Regions from separate parts of the Homo sapiens genome. Here region 1 is linked to region 2. A link is a loop called in an ENCODE intact Hi-C map of the cell type or tissue named here. Cell type or tissue: heart right ventricle. All regions are shown on one strand. Links, peaks and the distances in the headings refer to the core of each region. The heading gives the core; the rest is flanking DNA.

What was found. Peaks named below come from ENCODE experiments on the same cell type or tissue, not always from the same donor. Only the 100,000 strongest peaks of a DNase experiment are listed, where the experiment ranks them.
Region 1: a loop joins it to region 2, with 4 times the contacts of the local background. A loop is called at or near these places in 13 of 110 quality-filtered maps.

Annotation. Positions count from the first base shown.
Region 1 is chr1:204,880,948-204,891,323 of GRCh38, reverse strand. All of the region lies in intron 1 of NFASC (neurofascin), which reads right to left. Among named protein-coding and RNA genes, the nearest start is that of NFASC, 57 kb to the right of the region's middle. In heart right ventricle, for the core only: no CTCF peak of the experiment used is centred there; DNase peaks (open chromatin) are centred at 1,568 and 5,694; H3K4me3 peaks cover 453 bases; H3K27ac peaks cover 6,865 bases; H3K27me3 peaks cover 796 bases.
Region 2 is chr1:204,809,468-204,819,843 of GRCh38, reverse strand. No RefSeq gene overlaps it. Among named protein-coding and RNA genes, the nearest start is that of NFASC, 14 kb to the left of the region's middle. In heart right ventricle, for the core only: a CTCF peak has its summit at 5,503; a DNase peak (open chromatin) is centred at 5,493; H3K27ac peaks cover 2,249 bases.

The sequences.
Region 1 (10,376 bases), core at 1,354-9,353, 71 kb before region 2:
TCTACACTTCCAATAGCCTGAGCCACTGGTTGGGTTTGAGACCAGGAAGTGGGGGCATCCTCATATTGGCTCATCCTCTCCTCGCCCTTCTTGCCTGTTCCTTCACTTCTGTTCTCTGGGATTGCACTCCCTAATAAAGTTGTAACACATAAGCCTTGCCCGAGGTTCTGCTTTCTAGGGATTCCATGCCAAGATGCCAAGTGACCTAGGACCCAATCAGGGAAGAGACCTTTACATTCTACTCTCAAGTATGACTTTAGGCACCTTATGTCTAGCTGCTTCAATGGAGACCCAAATTTCTGGCCCTGAATTGAAGTAATACCTTCTTGGCTCATCCCACTATCCTTGGGAGAAGGCCTGGCCCACTACCAGGGTGAGACCATTGGGTGAGCATCAGGGGATGCATGCCACTATCACTCCCTCTACCACCCACTTCTTAGAAAAGTGCCTCCCTGGCCAGGTGCGGTGGCTCACGCCTGTAATCCCAACACTTTGGGCAGCTGAGGCGGGTGGATCACCCGAGGTCAGAAGTTAGAAACCAGCCTGGCCAACATGGCAAAACCCTGTCTCTACTAAAAATACAAAAATTAGCCAGGTGTGGTGGTGGGCGCCTGTAATTCCAGCCACTCGGGAGGCTGAGGCAGGAGAATAGCTGGGACCTGGGAGGCAGAGGTTGCAGTGAGCAGAGATCATGCTATTATATTTTAGCCTGGGCGACAGAGTGAGACTCCATCTCAAAAAAAAAGAAAAAAAAAAAAGTGCCTCCCTGCTTTCCAAAGACACCAGGCATCCTTTTTCTCAAGGACCTTTACTTAAGCTACTGAAAATGTTTCCCTTCTCCCCTTCTGATTTTTCTTCATACCAAGTTCAAGAGAAAAAGCTAAGTTTCCCGTGCCCACTTTATTTACTTATAAAAGGATGGGGTTGGTTGCCCCCAGGCCTGCCCTGTATTGCTTCCTAGGTTTTCACATAGTGCCGTCTGGATCCCTCAATCACATGGGGGCTCTGGGCAGGCATGCAGCAGGTCTCACAGCTCTGCACTCTGGGCTGCTTCAGCATGAGCACATGTGCAGCCAACACAACCTGCGTGAATGGATGGATGCAGGAAGGGATAGGTGTTACCCAGGGGTCATCGCACAGCCTCCACCTCAGGGGATTTTAAATAAGAAACAACTCTTCCCCTACATCTTCTGTCAGGCAAGTCAACCAATTTGCCTGTGTGCTCAGCCTCACCCTAAGCAGATGGCACCAGAGCAGCTCTCAGAGATAGGGGAGGCCCACAAAGACCTTTTTGGTCTCATTTGATGACTTTGTTACAGCCCCGAGGAAATAAACATCCTCTCATTTTTACACACAGAACAGCAGGAAAGAGAAGTCGGCTGCCGGAGGGGAATTACCCTCTGAAGCAGTAGCATGGTGCTGTGATAAGGTGGAGTCTGGTTACAATTTGCTGCAAGCACTGATGTTAATGGATTCTATTAATACAAATTTGTACTCTGAAAACCTGATGACAGCTCCCAGCCGCCAGATAAATCTCACCAATTACCACCCAGTACATTGGCCTTCCCGGACTGTTTCTGGGATCTGGGATCTCTGAGAAGCCTCCATTCTAATTGAGGAAAGGAAACAAGGATATTGCACACTGGGGGCGGACGTCTAGACTACCTCCTTCAGGGAACATAGCCTGGAGGAAGGGAAACACAAAGTCCCCAGGGCTGAGAAGATATTCACCAGTGTGTGGGTAAAAGTGAACACCGTAAGACTATTCAGAAAGGTGGTAGCTTCTGCTGTCACAAAATAACCTGCTATTCTGAGCCAATATGGATTTTGTGGATTAACTACCACACCTGCTTCACTTTTCCTGTTAACCTGCGTAATGAAGCACTTGTACTATCACCAAAAGGGTAATTTCTGATGACATCAATAATAGGCATCATGCTGCTTCAAAACATTTTCTTTAAAGTAACCTATCCACTCAGTTAACTGATCCTGGGAAAGTTGGGAAGGTGATGTGGAAACAAGCCTTATGGGGGCTCTATACTTGGCTGCTATTAGTTTAACTTCATTGACAGAAGGATTTTGTAAATCACCTAGGAAAAGAATATTGTATCATTTTAAGTTTCCTTAAATGTAAAAAATAATAGTTTTGGTTTTAGAGTTTCACAATATTCCCTGAAATCAGGTAAGAGAAATTCGAGGTTGTGCAGACAGGCAGAAACCTCGAATCAACAAAACCAAAGCCTGGTCGTTCTTGCCCTTGAGCTCCTGAAACACGGCTGACTCCTGGACTCACTGCCTGACAACCCACGGGAAGCATCCCAACCAGGGTGAACCCCAAGGAAGACTCGTGCTTCAACTCTCAAGCTGGGATCATTCAGAAGCAGAAAGCATGAGGCTTCCCCATTGCCTCCTCTAACTCTAGGGCAGCACAGGGTTCCCTAGAGTTGGTGGATCCCCAGACTGCTGGATTGTGGTGAAAACCAACCCATGTAATTGGCTGTTTCCTACAAAATGGCCAGCCCTAGAGCTCTGCCTGACAGCATTCTTGCCATCTTGTCATACTCATTCATTTAATTCTGTAAGCATTTTAAAATCTCTACTATATGGGAGGTCTTCCCACCCCATGACCTGGCATACTGCCTCCTTAGATTACAATCCCATTTCATTACAGAATTTAAGGTGTTGTGTATTAAACAAAGTTTATGCGAGGTCACTTGTGCTCAGTGCCATGGAATCAAACCAAACTTTGAAATGGGCCAGTTTTCAAAAATCCAGAAGATTCCAGTCAACCTGAGTCAGCATAAGGAAGTCCCCTCTGTTTTAACCCTAGAAGGACAGTTAGTTTGAAATGACCAATCTGCTTTTTGTTCTCTGTGACTGTTTTCTTCAGCTTTTTTCTGCTTATAAAGCCAACCTCCTCTGCTCAGGTCATGGGAACACTCATTCCATTTTAAAGAATGAGGTATTGCCCAATTCTAGGATCACAAATAAAAGCTAATTCGATCTTTAACTAAATTTGTTGTAATTTTGTCTTTTGGCAAGTGTAATGAAGCTGACCCATTGGTTCCAGACTTGGTTCTGCAGTACAGTGGGAGTGCTTTGGGGTTGGCTAGATTTGGTAGACAGAAATACAAGCAGATAACTGCCCAAAGGCAAAGAGGGAGACAAATATGGATGGAAACTGGTGACACGGAAATCAGAGAGAGCCAAGGGGGAGAAGAGAGAAAACCCTAGAGACCATTTGCAGCCTCCGGCCATGAACTGTGAATAACAGGGTCTCTTTTATCACAAGGCCTCAGGGGAGCACCAAGAGTAGCACCAGATGGGTAAGAGCCAGGGACTGTTCAGGCTCTGTTTACCCACCAATTTATTAAGAACAGAGCTGTATTTCCAGCCTCCAACTCCCAGAATTAACAGCCAATCAGGGGCCAGGTATGGTGGCTCATGCCTGTAATCCCAGCACTTTCAGAGGCCAAGGCGGGCTGATTGCTTGGGCCCAGGAGTTTGAGACCAGCCTGGCCAACATGGCAAAACCCTGGCTCTACAAAAAATATAAAAAATTAGCTGAGCGTTGTGGTACACACCTGTGGTCCCAGCTACTTGGGAGGCTGAGGTGGGAGGACTGTTTGAGCCTGGGAGTTCGAAGCTACAGTGAGCCATGATCTTACCCCAGCCTGGGTGACAGCAACAGAGTAAGACCCTGTCTCAAAAAAAAAAAAAAAAAAAAAAAAAAAAAAGCCAATCAGGCTCCTCAAAAAAATTAAACATGGAATTACCACATAATCCAGCAATTCCACATCATATCCAGGTACAGATATGCCAAAGAATTGGAAGCAGGCACTTGAAGAGCTGTTTGTACACCCATGTTCATAGCAACATGATTTGCAAAAGCTAAAAGGTGGAAACAACCCAAATGTCCATTGACAATGGATAAACAAAATGTGGTATATCCATGCAAATAAAGGTCTATTATTCAGTATTTGGAAGAAGGAAATTTTGACTCATGCTACAACCTGGATGAACCTTGAAGACATTCATGCTAAGTGAAATAAGCCACTCACAAAAGGACGAATACTGTATGATTTTACTCATATGACCTACCTAGAGAGGTCAAATTCATAGAGACAGAAAGCAGAATGACGGTTCCCAGGTGCTTGGGGGAGGAGGGAATAGGGAGTTATTGTTTAATGAGTAGAGTTTTAATTTTGGGAAGATGAGAAAGTTCTGGAGATGGATGGCGGCAATGTAGATGCACACAGCAACATACATGTACTTAATATCACAGAACCATACAACTGAAATGATTAAAATGGTACATTTTATATTATGTATATTTTATCACAATTTTTTTTAATGAGGCAAATTAAACACAGGCTCTTCCTGTGATGAAATAAAAATCATGACACAGTTGTGCTAAAAAGGATAACAGGCTGGAATATTTGAATTCGATAGGGTCCTGCAAAATGGTAAGAACCTACAGTCATGCTAAGAAGTCTTCAACCAAGAAATGATCATTTTAGAGCACTAGAATGGGCATACAGAATCCCTGGGCTCCAGTTCCAACTTTGTCAGTAACTAGTTCTATAACACTAGGCAAGGGAGTTGCGTCTCCCTGGGCCTCAGTTTACTGATTTGTACAAGGGGGTTGAACTAGATGACCAAAGCACCTCAGCTGGACCAGGGGTTTTCAACTTGTGGTCCTGCAGCAGAATCTGGGAACGTATGAAAAATGCAAATTATTGGGCCCCTCCCAGACTTCCCGAATCAGGAACTCTGAGTGTGGGCCCAGCAGTCTAGGTTTGAACAAGCTGAGATAGGTTTGAGAACCACTGAGCTAGGACATTTTATGTTTTTATAGCTAATAGTGATCTGAGTAAGCCACATTTTTATGGAAATAAAAAGCATAAACAGCCAGACACATAAAAACACATTAGCAAATGAATAGGAATAAAGAGAATAATTACTTTTTACAAAAATGAGATGTAAATATAAAGTAGCAAATTAATTTTTTTTAAAAATCATAATTTTTAAAAGTCCAAATGAGTGCTGTCCTTAAAAGTTATAATAGCCTACCACCTGCTGTTTTAATGATGCAGTTCTTGCTTAAAGCATTTTTGAAACTTTATTTGGAACCGACTGCTGAGTCAGTTTAGAAGCTGAACGAAATCAGCTTCATTTGTTTGGAACTAAAAGTATCTTCATTTAGCTTGAGCCTAGACTTATTGTCCTGATTAGGCGGCTTGCAGAAATCAAATTCCCTCTAAAAGGAAGAAGACTGCCCATCCCTGAGGATATTCAAAGAATGTGCTGCAGCCTCGAAAGCGATTTCGAAAGCATAGCTCAGACGTGTTTCGGATAATGACAGAATTACATGTTTGACATCACAGAGTGCCCATCTGGAAAGGGGCAACACTCACTTCATGCAAGCTCAGACCTGAGAGCTGGAAATGGAACAAGAGGTCATTCTTGGGGAACAAGAACTCACCCTTCGACAGGAGTGGAATAGTCTCACCATTTCACAGATGAGCAGTGAATGCCAAAGGGGGTGAAGAATGTGTCTAAGGTTATGGAACTCACAAACTGAACCAGAACTTAGCTTTCCTAAAGAATCTTCACTAGGCTAAGGAACTTTGAACCAGGGAGTGGGGACAGGATCAGTAGAAGGCCCCACCCACCAGGCTGTGATGTCAAATCAGAAGACGAGGCTCCCAGCCCAGTCACTTTCTTCATAAAACAAAAGACTCTTTTGAATGTACTGAATATTTTGGCACCAGCCCTGGTCAATTCTTTCTCTGACGGTGGGTTGCAAAATATTTCTAGCATCCCACAAAGTCCAGTGAGGGCAAAGAGGGTGGAAAATTCTTTCACCATTTAGCCACACAGATTTTCTGGACTTTGGCAAGGAGGTGCCCAGTGTACCATGCTTCCCCCCCCACAGGGCAAAGGGGAGGGTGAAGGTGAAGGGTTCTATTCCCCGGGCTCCTGGCCACTCAGGACTTCTGCTGGCCCACGGCTGGAACAATTTCCTCCTTGTTCCACACTGTGTTATTCTAAAATGTTCACTTTAGGGGTGATGGGTGGGTGAGAGGAGATACTAAAAGTGAAATATTATTTTGAATATTTATCAAGTTGTTCCCACCCTGGGCTCCTCAAAAGGTCTTTAAAATCATCTTTTTCAGTTTATTTTATTTTACATATTAAAAAAAAAGATGGGGGTCTCATTATGTTGCCCAAACTCTTGGCCTCAAGTGATCCTCCTGTCTCAAACTCTTGGTCTCACGTGATTCTCCTGCCTCAGCCTCTTAAAGTACTGGGATTATAGGTGTGAGCCACTGTGCCCAGCTACTTCTTTATGGATCTCTCCCAATATCCCATAATCTAAATCTCTCAATCTTAGTTTGGCACATCCTCTCTTTCCTGTGTGATTCTCTCTCTAGTAAGACCATGCGCTCTATGGCTGAAGTGTGGCACTCTCTTTATTTCCCATAGCACCCAGCATGCTGGTGGGTGCAGTGCAGGCACCCAGCCATCACGTGGTGATGGTGATGGTGATGTTATCACATGATCATATATGCCTACTGTGTGCTGGGCACTCAAACGGTACTCTGCTGATATGCACGACCTCAGCTAATCCTCAGAACAGTACTATGTGCGAGGGGCTATTAACTCCATTTTTCAAGCTGAGGCTCACAAAGGCTAAGTAAGTAGCCTATTCAAGGTCAGGGGAGGGGCTCAGGTACAAATCTAGGTGTCCTGGACTCCAAAAGCAGAGGTCTTAACATCCAGACATCACTCCCTGCCAAGTTAAGAAGTTAGAACACACCCTCAGCCTATCTTCTACCGCAGGTGGTTCTCTCTACCTCAGCTCCATTCCCTCGCCTGCCTTCCTAAACTCCAGGGCCAGGGAAGAAGAGGCTCTCAATACCCAAGGGGTATTGACTTCAGGGACCACCAATGAGATTGCTGACCATTGAAGAACCAGAGGGAGGTGGAAAAAGCAGCTGACAGAGAAAAGGTAGCACCTTGAGTGGCATAGACCTCCTTCTCCCCAGGCCCAGCAGCCTTTCTGTACAAGCTGCCCTACATATAGATGCTACCCTGAGGCTTGAAAGTTCCTGAATCACAGTCCTTCCACACACACCCCTCACCCCTGAAAACACCCAAGGCCCTGACAGGGTGAGAGAGCCACATTATAGCTACATGTCCAAGGAGAATCACTGTCACTCCAGCAGAGAGTGGGATGCATTTATTTCAGCCTCCCAACGTCAACTTAATACTTCTGTGTGAGACGCAGGGGAGGGAAAAACCAAGATGTCGAGGCACTGTTATGCTGGGTTCCCCACTGGGTTACCCACCTGGGTTCCCTGTCCTGATCAGGAGATGGCAGAGGGAGCACCACGCTAGGTGTCAGGACATCCGGGTTCAGGTCTCAGATCTTCCAGTAACTCTCTGGGACTCAGGCACCACTCATCCCTGCAGCATGGAGGTCACTGTGTGGCTTGTAAAGGGCCTTCCAGTGGCTCAGGCCTGTGGTTCTATGGCCAGACTATGGAAGCTGCCCTGCCAATCCCATGCTGCTGGCACCAGCCAGACTGCAGACAGTGCAGAACTAAGCAGTGATAGGACCTTATGCTGGCCCACTCCCTGGGAATCTGACCCTGCTCCTCTTCAGCTACAGGCATGCTTTGACAGTCTTCCAAGAAAAATGCTGACCTCTGGCCTGCTAGGTTCCTGGTTAAACAAAGGACTGCAAGCTGGTGAGCTGGGGACCATCCTCCGGAGGGCTGGGTCATCTTCCACCTGCCAGCTGACTCCTGAGCACATATACTCCACACCCCAGCTGCACAGGCCACAGAGCGGGGTCGATGCTCCCTGGTGGGGCCTTCATGCTGACATGACTTCAATGGGATGTAAGTGATGGGGAAGGGGCTAGAAAGCAGAGTTTATGGGTCGCTGCTCCAGTGCCGCCCCAGCCCTGCACAGCTGTCACTCACTCAAATTTCGACTTTTGGGGTATGAAGTGCCCTCAACTCTGCACCTTGTTCTATCCAAGTTGAAACTCCTATTCAGTCAGGCTGCCGTGTTTCAGCCAAGCCCCTTATGGCCTATAGTGCTTGCCACATATAGCTTCTCTGCATTCACATAAGCTGGGCTCCCAGTGCGAGTCATCCAGTGCCATTCTATCCTGTGTTGAGGCTCACCCCTTCCTTGTAACTACTGTTTAAGATCGGCTTTCTAGAAAGTTCTCTGGAGACAACTCCAACACACCCTACCTCTAGCCCTTATGCTTGACCTTCAGCCCTTATCCATGGCCTCCAGCAGCTATACACGGGTTTTCCCAAACTTGACTCATATGTAGGCGTATTCCAAAGGAAAGAATACCTCCCAGACTCCCATGAGCATACCTGAGAACCCCGGGCGTCTATATACCCCAGTGTGAGAGACACTATCCTAAGAAACCAAAATCCACTTTTATGAAAAACATCTTTCAATTTCAAATTAGAATTGCAAAAGAGAAGTTTTGTCTTTTAACTGGTAAAATAATAGAAAAGCACATGGTAAACATTCTCCCAGAATTCAGTGAGAAACACTGAGCTACAGTTTTCACTTATTCATCAAATATTTACCGAGGGCCTCACAGGTGCCAGGCAATGCTCTTGGCAATGGGATTCAGGGGTAAACAAGACATTGTCCCAGCACTCACAGAGCCTACCTTCCAGTGGGGGAGACGGGCCATGAAACAATAAACAGAGACGTAAGTGCAGGTAGTGGGGAAGTGCTATGAAGAAATACACAGTGGGGAAAGAAAGGGCAGATTTTACATAGGGTGGTCAGGAAGTGATATCAAAGAGAGACTTAAATAAAATAAAGGAGCGAACTGGGAGGTGAGGGGGGGAATAGCTTAAGGCAGAGGGAAGAAAAAGGAAAGGCCCCAAGGCTAGAGCTGGCTGGAACATTGAGGAAAAGCCTAAAGACAGCCCGGCAGAGCAGGGGGAACTGTGGGGCAGGGTAGGGAGGGCCAGATCATGCAGTGCCTTGTATACCATGGAGATGAGCCTGACTTTAGGGGAAGCATGAAGGAAGGCATGGCCAGGGGTTGGGGTGGGTTGAAATGTTAAAGAAAAAAATTATCCAATACCACTTGTTAAAGCGTGGTAAGGCAGACTTTATTCAGGACCATCCAGATAGGTGCAGGGAGCACTGCAATAGGGTCTTTCAGTCGGGGAGAGAGATTGGGCTCAACTCTGAATACAGCGTGGGTGAGTGGGAATTTATAGCCAAGAAGCAGGGTGGGGGTTGGTGGATGGAAAATTACTAAGAGGAAACATCAGGAGTAAGGGGGATTCTGGCTAAACAGACCGAACAGGATTCCTGCTGCAAACAGGCCAGGGTGATCAGACATCACCTGGGGAGTGGTGGAGGATGAGGAACCTAGTCAGATATCAAGGGTGATCAGATATCCAAGGTGGGGGGTTCTTGTCAAACTGACTTAGCAGGGTTCTTGCTAAAACTGGATTTTATAAGGAAGTGCCGAGGTAGGCCTAGCGGAAGGTTCAGGAACCTGGCTAAAGTTTGGTCAAGCAAAGAATCTTTGTCAAGCAAAGAATCTTTGTCAGAAACAAGGGACTGATGGGTTTTTCCTTCTGTCTTTTGTCTACTATCCCGTGTTCTTCAGGAACCCGTGGTTCCCCCCATCAGACTGAAGCTCATTGACGGCAGGGCTTGTGTCTCCCGTCTCATACCAGAAGCTCTTCCCTACCTTCTGCTGCTGCCTTCTGTCTTCAGGACAAGGCCCCACTCATAGTAAAGCTCAACTGGATAGTGACTCCAACCCAGAAATGAGCTCCAGGGAGCAGAGGAACTACTAGCATTAGCCTAGCAGGCTCTATTTGGTTGGTGCAAATGTAATTGCAATTTTTGCCATTACTTTTAATACAATCAGAAAAAAGAGGAGGGAGCTATGCATCTGTCACCAATAGAGAGGCCTCCCCAACCTGAACTGTGCCCTACCTGCCACTTAATGCCCAGCGGCTCTGCACAGGTGTCGCCTACTTCAGGGGCACACACCCCCAGGGGTGGCTCAACAGATGCATCTGCTGGTCAACCTGGGGTCCAGTCCCTAGGGCCAAGGTAGAGGCTCAAGCAAAGCCGGTCCCTGCCTGCCATGCTGAGGCACCATTGTGGGGAACACAGCGACACTACCCTGCATCACTGCCACAAACAGCCTCCACCTCTGCCCCTGCCCCAGGGGAGCCTCAGTTGCCCGTATCCATAGTAACTGACATTTGTGAGTTGCAGTCCCAGGAGGGAGGGCAGGAGGGCTGCTACACTCTTCGCTTATTCTGAAAAGAGACAGGCATTTCTCTGGTTAGCTT
Region 2 (10,376 bases), core at 1,040-9,039:
TTCCTGATGGCTGTCTCTCACAGCTGGCTTGCAAAGTTCCTGAAAATTTAACAATCAGCTCCTGTGAGCTGGCATAAGCTTGTTCCGGCACATTATTGCCCTGGAGCCACTCAGTCACATGTCTGTGTCCCTGTTGTTATTGCCACTTCCAGCTTAGAATTTCTGTGTCATAGCTTCCATGGCAACCTCATGATGCATGATGCGTTCTTAAAAAGTGGAAACCAGACATAGACACTGCTAGTGACCCAGCCATATCCACTTTAGAGCTGGTGCTGCCATCCCCCAGCTGCTGTGAGTGCTGCAGCTAATGGGGAAGGGGTCACACCTGTGTCCCTCCCTGAAGCCCTGATCCCACTTCAGGACCTGCCTCTCCCTGAGATGCGTGGAGGTTGCAGTTGCCAGTGATGACTTACAAGGGGCAAAAATCCCTTCCCCTTGCCTCAAGGATGACTATTCTTCGGAGGAGTTACACTCAGAGTATCTGTGAATCAGGCCAAAGTATGATGTGCCTTTACATGGACACATCCTGGCTTGGCAACTTCCTTTATCCTGCTTTTCACATTCCCTTCTTCAGTAAATATGCACCAAATTGAACTCAACATGAGCAAAGACAGTACCAAGGCTGACAAATAGGCCTGCGTTCAGGAGCAGTAAGATAGAAACCTGCAGTCACACAAGGTTGGGCTGGGCTTTGGCACCAGTCAAAAGGGTTTTAGCATTGGTCCGGTTGGCATCAAACACCCTGCTACAGGGCCTTTGGCTGGGATTGCTCTGGGGCCAACTTTTCTCTATTTCCATGCACTTCAACATGGGGTATCAGTGCTATAACAAGGGTTCTAGAACATGAAATATCTTCATGGATCATCATTTTGGCTCAGATTTAATGAGAACATGGGTAGAATGGGGAAAGTTTTGTAATCTAGCTAGAAGGTAATTTTATGTATTTGTATACTGAAATAATAATAGCTAACGCAAGTAGTGATTACCATATGCATGTCTCTAAGAACTTGATAACAGATAAAGCACATTGAATCATTACTACAATGTGATGAGAAAACCTAGGCTAAAGACAGGTTAAATATGTTACCCAAGGTCTCCTAGCTAGCAAACTGAAGAGCTGGATTTGAACCTATGTGGTATGGTTCCAAGTCTGTACTTTTTTTTTTTTTTTTTTTTGAGCTGGAGTCTTGCTCTGCTGCCCAGGCTGGAGTGCGGTGGTGTGATCTCAGTTTGCTGCAACCTCTGCCTCCTGGGTTCAAGCAATTCTTCTGCTTCAGTCTCCTGAGTAGCTTGAATTACATGCATGTGCCACCACACCCAGCTAATTTTTGTAGTTTTAGTAGAGACAGGGTTTCACCATGTTGGCCAGGCTTGTCTCTAACTGCTGACCTCAAGTGATCCATCTGCCTCCGTCTCCCAAAGTGCTGGGATTCCAGGTGTGAGCCATTGCGCCCAGCCTCAGAGTCTGTGCTTTTAACCAAAAACTACCAGGCATACCTCCGAGATACTGCAGGTTTGGCTCCACACCACCACAATAAAGGGAATATTTCAATAAAGCAAGTCACACAAATTTATCAGTTTCCCACTGCCTATAAAAGTCACGTTTATACTATAATGTAGTCTATCAAGTGTGCAATAGCACATCTTTAAAAACAATGTGCATGCCTTAATTTAAAAATACTTTATTGCTAAAAAATGCTAACAATCATCAGAGGCTTCAGCGAGTCGTAATCTTTTTGCTGGTGGAGGGTGTTGCCTCATGTTGATGGCTGCTCACTGATCAGAGTGGTGGTTGCTGAAAGTTGGGATGGCCGTGGCAATTTCTTAAAATAACAATGAAGTTTGCCTTATCAGTTGACTCTTCCTTTTACTAAAGTAGCGTGCAATGCTGTTTGATAGCATTTTACCCACGGTAGAGCTTCTTTCAAAATTGGAGTCAGTCCTCTCAAAAGCTGCCACTGCTTTATCAACTAAGTTTATGTAATATCCGAAATCCTTTATTGTCATTTCAACAATGTTCACAGCATCTTCACCAGGAGTGGATTTCATCTCAAGAAACCACTTTTCACCAGGCGTGATGGCTCACACCTGGAATCCCAGCACTTTGGGAGGTCGAGGTGGGCAGATCACTTGAGGTCAAGGGTTTGAGACCAGCCTGGCCAACATGGTGAAACCCTGTCTCTGTTAAAAATATAAAAATTAGCCAGCTGTGGTGGCAGGTGCCTGTGGTCCCTGCCACTTGGGAGGCTGAGGCATGAGAATTGCTTGAACCCGGGAGGCAAGAGGTTGCGGTGAGCTGAAATTGTGCCACTGCACTCCAGCCTGGGTGACAGAGCTAAAACTCTGTCACAAAACAAAACAAAACATTTTCTTTGCTCATTCATAAGAAGCAGCTCCTCATTCGTTTAAGTTTGATCATGAGATTGCAGCAACGCAGTCATATCTTCAGGCTCCATTTCTAACTCTGGTTCTCTTACTGTTTCCACCACATCTGCAATTACTTCCTCCATTGAAATCTTCAACCCCTCAAAGTCATCGTGAGGGTTGGAACCAACTTCTTCCCTCTTCCCATGAATCATGAGTGTTCTTAATGGCATCTAGAATGGTGAATCCTTTCCAGAATGTTTTCAATTTTCTTTACCCAAATCCATTAGAAGAATCATTATCTTTGGCAGCTATAGCCTTAGAAGACGTATTTCTTAAATAGTAAGACTCAGAAGTCAAAATTACTTCTTGTTCCATGAGCTATTGAATGGATGTTGAGCTAGTAGGCATGAAAACAACATTCATCTCCTTGTACATCTCCATCAGAGCTCTTGGGTGACCAGTTTTATTGTCAATAAACAATAATATTTTGAAAGGATTTTTTTCTCAGCTGTTGGTCTCAACAACGGGCTTAAAATAATCAGTAAACTCCAGCCTGGGCAACACAGTAAGACCTTGTCTCTACAAACAAACAAACAAACAAAATTTGCCAGGTGTTGTGGTGTGTGTCTAGTTCTAGCTACTCAGGAGGCTGAGGTAGGAGGATCACTTGAGCCCAGGAGGTCAAGGCTGAAGTGAGCTGAGATTGTGCCACTGCACTCCAGCCTGGGTAACAGAGTGAGACCCTGTCTCTCTCTCTCTCCCTCTCTCTCTCTCCCCTCCCACCCCCACACAAGCACACACACACACAGGCACACGTATATAATATATTCAGTAAACCATGCTTTAAACAGATATGCTGTCATCCAGGCTTTGCTGTTCCATTGATAGAGCACAGGCAAAGTAGATTTCGCATCATTATTAAGGGTCCTAGGATTTTCAAAGCGGTAAATGAGTGTTGGGTTTAACTTCAAGTCACCAGCTGCCTTAGCTCATAACAAGAGAGTCAGTCTTTGAAGCTTTGAAGCCAAGCATTGACTTTTCCTCTGTAGCTATGAAAGTCCTAGATGGCATCTTCCCAGTATCTGGGAAGTAAAATAAAATGAAGCAGAATAAAATGAGATATGGCTGTTCAGCTGACCCTTGAATAACATGGGTTTGAACTGTGTGAGTCCACTTATATGTGAATTTTCTCTCACCTCTGCCACCCCTGAGACAGCAAGGCCAACCCCTCCTTATCCTCCTCCTCAACCTACTCGACATGAAGAAAACAAGAGAATAAAGGCCTTTACGATGATCCACTTCCACTTAATGAATAGTAAATAAGTATATTTTCTCTTCTTTAAGATTTTCATTTTTTGGGGGGGAGGTGGAGTCTCACTCTTGTCACCCGGGCTGGAGGGCAGTGGCATGATCTCCGCTCACTGTAACCTCCGCCTCCCAGGTTCAAGTGATTCCCCCACCTCAGCCTCTGGAGTAGCTAGGATTACAGGTGCCCGCCACCACACCTGGCTTATTTTTGTATTTTTAGTAGAGATGGGGTTTCACCACGTTGGCCAGGCTGGTCTTGAACTCCTGCCCTCAGGTAATCTGCCCTCCTCAGCTTCCCAAAGTGCTGGGATTATCAGCATGAGCCACCGCACCTGGCCAGATTTTCTTAATAACATTTCCTTTTCTCTAGCTTACTTTATTGTAACAATACAGTACATAATATACATAACATATAATATATATAAAATGTACATATAATATATTAACACATAAAATGTGTGTTAATTGCCTACTTACATTATTGGTAAGGCTTTCGGTCAACGATAGGCTATTAGTAATTGAGTTTTTAGAGAGTCAAAAGATACACAAATGTTTGACTGTGCAGGGGTCCCTAACCCTGCATTGCTCAAGGACCAACTGCATATGTCTTAAGCAAATGTAGATACATTTTAAAGTAGAAAGCAAAGTTTGCATGACTGTTTGGGCTAAAACTTCAGATTTTTAGCTTTTTGTGAATTGCTTCTTTTCCTTGGGGGGTTGGTGGTGAAAAGCCTTTTTCATCCTGCTGGTCTCTATTGATTCTTCTGGGTGGGGAGCAACGTGGGGAAAAAATGGAAGAGGGAGCAAGGATGTCTTAGGAAGAAGAGATGAGGACAGATCCCAGTCTCAGGACATGGCACCTGCATATTCATGAGGTTATTTTTCCTGTCTTCCAGCTCATTAGAGAAGTTGAGAGGGATCAGGCTGTGGCACCTGAGGGAGCCCACAGGGTAATAATGCCTATCTCACCACCTGGGCTGTGGTTGCTCTGGAAAAACACTTCATCAATGATAATGCTGTGTCTGTGCCATGCAGGGATCAGCTGGGACAACCAAGGGAAGGGACCAGCGGGCAGGAAAGCCCCCAGAATTATGGGGATCGGGGCAAGGATCACAGTGAAAGTGAAATCACGACTAAGGTTGACTTCCCTTGGTGAAAAGAAGGGGTTTAGGTGAAAATGTGAAGGGAGGAGAGCCTTTTTCTATGTTATAGGCAATTAAAATTATGCTTATAAAGAAATAGGGGCGGGGAACTCACAAAGCATAAGTGAATGTACTCTCCTGCTCTACATTCTATTTTTTAAATTTTCTTGAAGGTTGTTATTTTAGTTTGCTGGTAATAAAATATTTTTCTAAGGAAAATGGAGACATAGGAGACATAGACAAAAGTTTTGGCTTTTACCCAAAGCTAGTCAGAGCAGAACCCTCTGTGCTCCCTCTGAAAATGTCCTTTCCTGAAGTTTGCATATCACAAAGCACTTACAGACACTAGGTTATAATTAGTCTTCATGAGCTATAGAGTCGGCAGGGCAGGTATTAGTTTATAGGGAGGAAGCTGAAGTCTGGAGATGAGAAGGGACTTGCTGGAGATCTCACTGTGATCAGGCAGCTCCTCCACTGAGTGGGGAGTGGGGGGTTAAGGGTGAGTTATTTATATAGGAACTCATAAAATCATTGCTAATATACAATGTCCAAGTCACATTTTAGTTCCATAATTGGACTTCTTGTTGGAAAGTGGCCTGGAAGCCAGAAATAGACACGGAACTCTGTGACCCGGTGCAGATGGAACACTCACATAGCTGCACTGTCTCCCCCTGGCCCCAGTCGTGGGGATGAAGAGACTGGCTGCCATGGCACACTGATCTGCAGAGGGATTCAGCGGGTCATTGAGGCACTTGAGATGGTGGAGCGCCTGGAGGAATAAGAATGACACGAAAAGGCCTGGCATTCAGGGTCCATCTGGGGTCTGTTTTAGGGAGGAAAATGGGACTGCCCCATTTGGGAGTTTGGGAGGTCCCCAAGACCGCCTACAGTTTCAGTGATTTACTAGAAGGACCTGGAGAACTCAGAAAAACCATTACACACATAAGGCTGGGCCAGGAGAGAACAGGTGTGAGTGTCCAGTTGTCCTTTCCCAGGAAAGGCTTGTGGACAGTGCCTACTTCTCTCAGCAGTGATATGGGGCAACACACGGAGAGTACTGCCAGCTAGAGGGGCTCACCCAAGCCTTGGGGTCCAGGGCTTTTTACTGGGAGTTAATCATGTAGGTGTGACTGATCGCACACATCTTAGTCTCCAGCCCCTCCAGAAACCAAACTGACAGTGGGTGGTTTAACACCTTCTTCCTGCCCCCAATTCCATATACTGCATTGTTAGCATTCAAACTACCCGGCATGGCCATAGACCTGCAGGTAAACAAACACACCCTTATCAGGCAGGATATTCTATGGGCTTAGGGGTTACCTCCCAGCATCTGGGCAAGGATCAAACCTTTCTGTGGGGAAGGTCATTCTCTACTGCACAGGGACCAAATCAAGTCACTATGGTGCCTAGGACTGGAGGGATTCCTAATCTCTCTTCTCTGTGGACCTTTGGTCTCTGGTGCCAGGCCCTGCCTGCAGAGGGAACCTTCCTTGAATCTGGTCCATGCTCAGTCTCAGGGGTCGAACTAGACCTTAGTAGGGAAAGACTTAGCTCTCTAGAGTGCAACTCAGATCCAGGCAGCCTTGATACTGAGCAGGCCCAGTCTCATACTTGAGGCCCAGTCCCTGCTTTAATCTCAGGCAGGTAACTTGTCGTCTGTACTGTCCCCACTGACTGAGCTCTTGCCTTGGCAGCTTCTCAGACTGAGTCCTTGCTTGCCTTTACCTGTCCTCTTCTCTGGGACCGAAGGCCTGTCCTGAGCCCCTTGTCTAGGGTTGCACCTTGCTGCCTACCTCTCACCCTGGATTCTCCATGTCTTCATGCCTGGATTTCCCATTGCTGAGTTGCACATAGCTGCTGGGGAAATTGTTCCCTCCTGTCAGACCCCAACCTGACTTGTGCACTGACTGCTGGACAGAGGCTCAGAGTCACTGCCCAGCACCTGCAGAGGGGTCTGCCCTGGCTTTGTGGGGTCAGTACAGTTCCAGTTGTTTCTTTGGCCCTTTGCCAAAGTTGGTGAGACCATCTCCAAGCTTATGGCATGATGCTATAGAAGATTCACCAGCCAAATTTAGTCCAGTGCTCTGTAGCAATAGAAGATAAAGGGCTGTAGCCTGGCTGACCTACATAGAGCTGAAGCTCTTACACGTGTATCTCAGTTATCATTCAGAGGCTCTTTCTGGAAGTTCTGCCTTATACCATGGCCATGAACTTCAAAGCTCTGGAATTCCTCCTGAACCAAAAGGAACTTAAAAAATACAGATACACAATCCCTTATCTGAAATCCTTGAGCCAGATGTATTTTAGAATTCATAATTTTTCAGATTTTAGAAAGATTATTTGGTTCAGATACTATTCGTTATGTCACAACTCCAGTGAGGTCTGAGGCATAATTTTGTAAATCAAACACATTAATATGTATGCAGTAAAAGGTATGAATATTCACACTAAGTGACATGAATAAAGCTATAATTCATTTCCTTAACTTATGTCAGTTCAGCTCAGGTTTTCGCACCAAATATTTTCAGGTTTAATCAGATGTTGCTACCACATAAGTTATTATAAAAAAAATCTGTTTACAAAACTTTTTGAGTAGGTTAAATATTTTCCATGTATTCTTTACTTCATTGTTCTTCATAAACATCTTGAGAACAGGAGTTGCATCTCATTCATCTTTTTATTTACAATGCCTGCCCTAACTCCTGGCATATACTAGACACTTAATAAATGATGAATGAGTGGGTGGATTATTCTTTAGTTTATGGTATTAGCTCCTCATAGGTAACAAAGAGGAGTAAGCCTTTCTTGGAATGACTCATCCAGGTCCTTGTTGGTCACCATGGAAAAGGTTGTACAAGGTCTCCAACTTTCCCCTCAAATCCATGAAGGCACAATAATCTACAAGGCACTTGATTCCCCTCCTAATCCATTTTACCTCTTTGAGAAGCTGGCAGGAGCCAAAAGCAGGAAACTGACAGAGAGGTCATAGGGCAGTCACATGGGGAAGCAGCAGGGTGTGCGGGGAAGAGTATGGGTTGGGAGCTGGAAGGCCTGGGCTCTGGGCACAGGCTGGTCATCCCCTGGGAGTATGGCTGGTGCTACATCTTAGCCTCAGTTTCCTCACCTTCTAGAAAAGAGATCCCCAAACTTGTCAATCATCAGAATCACCCGGGAGCTTTAAAAATATATAGATTCTGATTCTGTAGGTCTAGGGTGGAGTCCAGAAAACTGTAGGTTTCAAAAGCTCCTCAGCCAGATGCTGTGACTCACACCTGTAATCCCAGCACTTTGGGAAGCCAAGGCAGGTGGATCACTTGAACCCAGGAGTTTGAGACCAGCCTGGGCAACATAGTAAGACCCCTACTTCTACAAAAATTTAAAAGTTATATAAATGTTATGGCCAAGTAGTTGGGACCTGTAGTCCCAGCAACTTGGGAGGCTGAGGCAGGGTGATTGCTTGCGTCCAGGAGTTCAAGGCTGCAGTGAACCATGATCATGCCACTGCACTCCAGCCTAGGCAACAGAGTGAGACCCTGTCTCTCAAAAAGAAAAAAAAAAAAAGACAACTGATTTAATAATAATACCACAGAAGAGGGAGGAGAGGGAATAGAACTATATATAAGAAACATTTCTATGTATCACTGGAATTAAGCTAGTGTAAACCTAAAGCTAATTCTGATGACTTAAGATGTGTATGAGTCAGACGTGGTGGCTCACGCCTGTAATCCCAGCACTTTGGGAGGCTGAGGCGGGCAGATCAAGAGGTCGGAGATCGAGACCATCCTGGCTAATATGGTGAAACCCCGTATCTACTAAAAATACAAAAAATTAGCCAGGCGTGGTGGCGGGTGCCTGTAGTCCCAGCTACTCGGGAGGCTGAGGCAGGAGAATCGCTTGAACCCAGGAGGCAGAGATTGCAGTGAGCTGAAATCGTACCACTGCACTCCAGCGTGGTGACAGAAGTGAGACTCCATCTCAAAAAAAAAAAAAAAAAAAAAGAACACTAACAACACTAACACTAACAATAGCTAATGAGCTAAAAAAAATTGCAAAAAAAAAAATCTCATAATGTTTTAAGAAAGTTTATGAATTTGTGTAGGGCCACATTCAAAACCGTCCTGGGCTGTATGTGGCCTGGGGGTCGCAGGTTGGACAAACTTGGTATAAGCATTCCTCTTTCTCTGCAACCTTGCCAGCAACTTTTTAATGTATCCATTCTGACTGGTGTGAGATGGTATCTCATTGTGGCTTTGACTTACATTTCTCTAATGATCAAGTATGTTGAGCTTTTTTCATATGCTTGTTGGCAGCATGTATGTCTTCTTTTGAAAAGTGAAAAAGTGTCTGTTCATGTTTTGCCCACTTTGTAATGGGGCAACAAAAAAGACATGAGACATAGGAAACAAAAAGTAAAATGGCAGATGTAAATCCAACCATATCAATATATATGAATAGATTAAACAATTCAATCAAAAGACAGATTATCTGGGAAAAAAACACATCATCTAACTCTATATGCTGTCTACAGTAGACTTGCTTTTTTTTTTTTTTTTTTTTTACTTTTATTTTAAGTTCAGGGCTACATGGGCATGACCTAGAGAATCCCTTTACACAATGAGAGCATCTATAAGGAACTTGTATATAGATGCTGGATATTAGACAAAGGTCAAATTTAACTTCCTAATAGACACTGGATATTAGATCTTTGATGCATAGTTTGCAAAAATTTTCTCCCATTCTGTAGGTTGTCTGTTTAATTTGTTGATAGTTTCTTTTGCTGCGCTGAAGTACTTTAGTTTAATTAGATCCCATTTGTCAATTTTTGCTTTTGTTGCAATTGCGTTTGGTGTCTTCATCATGAAATCTTTTCCTGTTCCTAGAGACAGAGGTTATCTGACATGCTTTTTATTTAAAGATACAAATAGAAAGTAGAAAAGTGGAAAAAATATATATTATGCAAACAGCAACCACAAGAAAGCTGGGGCAGCTATACTGATTGATATAAAACAAAACACTTCAAAATAAAAAATGTCCCTAGAGACAAACAAAGGCATTTTATAATGACAAAAAGTTCAATTCATCAGAAAGATGTAAAAATTATAAACATATATGCACCTAATATCAGAGCACCAAAATACATGAAGCAAAACCTGACAGAAATTAAATAGACAATTCAACAGTAATAGTTGGAGACTTCAACATCCCACTTTCAAAAATAGACAGAACCACTGGACAGAAGATCAACAAGGAAATAGAAAACTGTAACAACACTGTAAACCAACTGAACCTAACAGCCATCTATGAAACACTCTATCCAACAACAGAATATATATCCTTCTCAAGTGCACATGGAACATCAGGGATAGGCCATATGCTAGGCCATAAAACAAGCCTTAATTGCACTCTTGGACATTTATGTCTAAGAAATAAAAACTTACGTTCACACCAAAACCTGTACACCAAGTGTTCATGGCAGCTTTATTTGTAATAGGTGAAAATTCAAAATAGCCCAGATGTCCTTCAACAGGTAGATGATTAAACAAACTATTTTTATCATGA